2 separate regions of the Homo sapiens genome follow, and region 2 is linked to region 1. A link is a loop called in an ENCODE intact Hi-C map of the cell type or tissue named here. Cell type or tissue: endothelial cell of umbilical vein. All regions are shown on one strand.

What was found. Hi-C counts contacts between places; a loop is a spot of excess contacts. Peaks named below come from ENCODE experiments on the same cell type or tissue, not always from the same donor. Only the 100,000 strongest peaks of a DNase experiment are listed, where the experiment ranks them.
Region 2: a loop joins it to region 1, with 4 times the contacts of the local background. A loop is called at or near these places in 2 of 110 quality-filtered maps.

The regions. Positions count from the first base shown.
Region 1 is chr10:28,178,219-28,180,718 of GRCh38, forward strand. All of the region lies in intron 3 of MPP7 (MAGUK p55 scaffold protein 7), which reads right to left. Among named protein-coding and RNA genes, the nearest start is that of SNORD130, 110 kb to the left of the region's middle. In endothelial cell of umbilical vein, a CTCF peak has its summit at 1,484 (motif pointing left); DNase peaks (open chromatin) are centred at 263 and 1,443; H3K27ac peaks cover 496 bases.
Region 2 is chr10:28,088,246-28,090,745 of GRCh38, forward strand. It overlaps MPP7 (MAGUK p55 scaffold protein 7), which reads right to left. Exons shown (of 17, transcript NM_001318170.2): 12 at 1,426-1,596. Among named protein-coding and RNA genes, the nearest start is that of SNORD130, 16 kb to the left of the region's middle. RefSeq lists an enhancer at 562-1,761. In endothelial cell of umbilical vein, no CTCF peak of the experiment used is centred here; a DNase peak (open chromatin) is centred at 1,486; H3K27ac peaks cover 2,500 bases.

The DNA of each region.
Region 1 (2,500 bases):
CCATCAAAGATGCCTCCAGATGTTGCCAAATGACCAGGAAAGGCGAGAAGGAATCCAACTCAGTCGAAAACCACTGTTCTACAGAGATTCCACCTGTCACCAGGCCCTGCTCCAACACATAGATCTTCCAATCAGCTCTTTTAACAACTCACTATTAAACACAGGCAGACAACCAAGAATAAGCAGACATTTGAGGAAAGCCCCCACAGGATAAACACCAAGCAGGCAAAACAGGAAAAAAAAAGTCCCAGAGTAAAGAAAAATTGTGAACAAAATGAGGAGAATTGAAAATGAAACCGAAACCATTCTACTGAATACTCATCAACAAGCAGAGTAGCATGATAGTAAAAATGTAGAACTTGAGTCAGACCACCTGGGTTCAAGACCAGCTCTACCACCTAACTGGCTGTGTAATCAAAGTGGTACCTCATTCTTCTAATCTTTACAATGGGGTAAAGATTAATATCTATCTAAAGGGTTGCTGGAAGAGAGAAACAAGGTACTTAGAACTTTGAAAAGTTCATGGAACACAGAATCAACAAAAAGGGGGCTTTTGTTTTGTTTAATTATCCTCAGAAAGATTCTATAGTGTATCCATGGAATGAGACTAAGATGTTACAAAAAAGAAACAGAGACATTCTTCTCAAATGTACTGGAATTAAAATAGCAGCAGCGAATTTTTAAGATTTTAAAGAGAAATGTAGTAAAAGTTGAAGAAATCTCTTTAAAAGCAAAGGTAAAATCCAGAAAGGCCAATATTCACCTAAAAGAACTTCTAGAAAGATGGAAGAGGAGAAGAGCTGAGGGAAGGAAATTATCAAGAAATTAAAGCTGAAGAACAGATGTCTCCAGGACTGAAAAGGTCCATTGGATCCAACCATTACAACGACTGGGGTGCAGATAAAGAACTCCTTGCAACCCCACACTAACCTCATCACTGTGAAATTTCTCCTCCAACACACTCACACTGGTTAATTCTTCAGCAACTTTCAGATCTTATTTAACTAGATCAGTGATCAGTTCTTCAATAAAACTTCCCAGAATCTTGGAAAATACCCCCTTCTCTGCCCCTTATACACTCAAAGCACCAAAAACCTGTCCCTATCTCAGTAATAATTACACACTTACTCAAGTGATTACTTGAGTGTTGATTCCAAGAGTCATATGGTTTAAGACCACCGTGTCTGTTTTTCACCATTGCATCCCCATCATCTAACACAATCTATAATAACTATTTAAATACATTTTATATAAATGAGCCATATAATAAAATTACTGATTTCTTGGAAATATCATACATTAATAATAATAAATACCTCTACTACAGAGTTTCACAACTCATTACATGAAATAAAAAAATTTCACAAGTTTTTCGTACTGCTTTGGCCTGAATTTGCTTCTTTTATCTTTAACCCATCAGTGACAGAACTAAATTCTTTAAGCTAGGTCTCAGATGTCCCGAAGGAATGAGCACCACCTAGTGGAGGCACATAATATTAAAAAGTGGCTTGAAACACTACCTAAATTTACTAGGCACACAATAGTGGCTAGCCAAATATTTATTCAAATTAAAAGACAAAGATACATGCCAACTTTGTCAAGTAATGAAAATCAAATTTTTACCATCTGTATAATTTATAACATTCCAATTTAAACAAATGAAATTCACAAATAAAATGTATTTTTAAAGTTGGCAGTTAACATCCTTTCATTTAGCTTTTAACTGAACACAGAAATGAAAACAATGAGGAAGAAAGCAATTCTAGATGCTATGCTTCCAAAGTGAGAAAGAAAATAAAGGTACAATTAAAACACTAATTGCATATGAAAATACACCATTTGATACACTCAAGCCTTTCAAAAAAAATAGGAAAGTTTTTTATCAGAAGGGAGGGGGTGTATTATACTTTGATATTGATAGCCCTCGCTTGCTAAGCAAAAATAATTGTGAAATGTAGTAATGAAACAGGGGACTCTAAGAACAATGTAGATACATTTGTCTTCTAGTTTTATTAGTGATGAAAGGAAACACAAATCAAAAGTATCCAGGATAGCACACTCCTGGGTTAATATATTAATATTAAACTGGAATAATCAAGTAAAACAGGGACATCTTACAAGACATATCACCCTTTCTCAAGCCTTGCCACAGTGGTTGCAGAGGGGAGATGCATGTCTATCAAAGAAGAAAATGTAAAAATTACCAAGTTTTGACAAGAAAATGAATATGAACTTTCTACAGCGCAACTGTTAGATCAATAGCAACTACCTAAAAGTAATTAGCCTCATGCAATGTTAATAACTATTTATTTTAATTTCTACATCACTAAGCCATATTTGAAAAATATATTTGAAATGTAATATAGTGAAAATACTTGTTAAAATTAAGTTATAAATAATATTGTGGTAATAAGCAATGCCTAAACCTTAGCAGCATATAACAACGAAAGTTTATATTCCCCCAGACACTCTCTGTCTACTGCATTTCCTCTGTGAACTC
Region 2 (2,500 bases), 90 kb before region 1:
AAAAGAACAATTAACAAGAGTGATATGGTTTGGCTCTGTGTCCCCACCCAAGTCTCATGTTGAACTGTAATTCTCAATGCTGGGGGAGGGACCTGGTGGGAGGTAGCTAGATCACAGAGGTAGATTTCTCCCATGATATTCCCACGATAATGAGTTCTCAGGAGATCTGATGGTTTAAAAGTATGTGGCACGTCCCCTGTCGCTCTCACTCTCTCTCTCCCCTGCTGCCATGTGAAGCCCGCTCCTGTTTCCCCTTCACCTTCTGCCATGCTTGTTAAGTTTCCTGAGGGCTCCCAGTCATGCTTCCTATATAGCCTGTGGAACTGTGAGTCAATTAAACCTCTTTTCTTCATAAATTACCCAGTCTCAGGTAATTATAGCAGTGTGAGAATGTACTAACACTAAGAGACACCATGCTCTTCTACTCCAAAACTTTTCTAAAATCATTGGCTTTGATCCTGGAAGTTTAAATATCTCTCGCTACATTTTTAAAGAAATGCATTGAGGATGAAGTGAAGATACATGGAGCTTGTGGCTACTCACATCTGTGAAGGGTGCACAAGATAGATGCTAGGATGCAAATCTGAGTCAAGGCAATCGATGTTTGTGAAAATACCCACATTCCTTTATTAACTGCCTTTTTATTTTGAGACAGAGTCTCGCTCTGTCACCCAGGCTGGAGTGCAGTGGCGCGATCTTGGCTCACTGCAACCTCCACCTCCCAGGTTCAAGGGATTCTTCTGCCTCAGCCTCCTGAGTAGCTCGGACTACAGGACTGTGCTACCACGCCTGGCTAATTTTTGTATTTTTGTAGAGATGGGGCTTCAATGTAGAGATGGGGCTTCACTGTAGAGATGGGGCTTCACCATGATGGCCAGGCTGGTCTCAAACTCCTGACCTCAAGTGATCCTCCCACCCTGGCCTCCCAAAGTGCTGGGATTAAAGGTGTGAGCCACGGCACCCAGCCAATTATCAACTTTAAAGCGACTTTGCTGACTCTCTAGCTTGAAATATCCTAGAACTCTGCTGTAATACTTTATTTCACTGAAGGTCTAAATGCCATCTGAAGCTTGTACCATGCTGCTGCCTCAAAATGCTTTGAAACGAACTTGCATTGTGTTCAAAAATATTCACTTCTATTATTTAATTGCCCTGATGTATGCTTCATATATTACAACAGTGTTTGCTATCCCCACTTGACAAAGGTTCCACTAAAACGACAGTACCGTTCTTCAGAAATGTCTTAAAAGTCTCTGCAAGTCAATTACGTACAAAAAACTAAAGATTTTGTTTCAGAGACAAGACAAAAGGTGTTGAAGGGGAGGAGATTTTTAGCTTGAAAACTTCAAGTATGATTCACTTTGAAGAGAAATTCTTACTAGCTCACTCATTTCCTCAGAATTACTCACAGAAACAAGCACTTACCAACCAAGACAACGAGTCTGTATTTTTCATTAGTTTGTCGCCGATACGGTGTCACTTCTTCGTATGTGGGTACGTCAGCTGTGTCGTACTGATCACTCTTCTTGCATTCATACATGGATTTATTTGTTTTCTTATCTTTTCTACTAAGACGAAAACTTTTTCTAAAACCAGCTGCAAATATTAAAATAAATATATTTTTAGTAACATCAACCAAAAAAGAAACCCTCAAAAAAAAAAAACCCTCAGAGTTGGGTTGGATTTTATTTACCATAATATTGGGTTTTTAAAGTTAAAACCCTAATGTTTTAGAGACAGGGTCTCACTCTGTTGCCCAACCTGGAGAGCAGTGGCGCCATCACAGCTTACTGCAGTGTTGAACTCCTGGGCTCAAGCGATCCTCCCACCTCAGGCTCCCAGGCAGGTGGGATTACAGGCACACATCACCACGGCTGGTTAATTTTTAAAATACTTTGTAGAGACAGGGTCTTGCTACGTTGCCCAGGCTGGTTTGAACTGCTGGCCTCAAGCAATCCCCCCAGTTTAGCTTCCCAAAGTGTTGGGATTACAGGCATGAGCCACTGTGCCTGGCCTATTCATCATAATATTGTTAGAAATGCATTCAGTAAGAAAAAAATAATAGTACACAATTTTATAAAAACAATAACTTAGATTTAATATTTATTTATGTAGTTATAATAATGTAAATTTTATTTGGTTTAAACAATAAAGAGCTCTGTTGAAAAATCATTGAGTAAAATAACTATAATAAAGCAAAATAAGTCAAAAATCATAATTTATCAAGAACTGATTGGTAAACACATTTGATATGAAAAAGTTAAAAACACTGTAAAAGCATTTTAAATGTAAACAATAAGTTCTCTCATTCATGAACATGAACAAAGTTTCTATTACATCCTAAGCATAACCTCACAACGTACCCATGGCACAGGCAGCATCTATTGTTAAACAAAAAGAAAACTAAATTAGGGAGTGTGTAGTGTAGCGTGTGCTTATGCGTCAGTCAGGCTGACAGAACAAAGCTCACCCAGTCAACAATTAGTTGATCTTCAGCAAG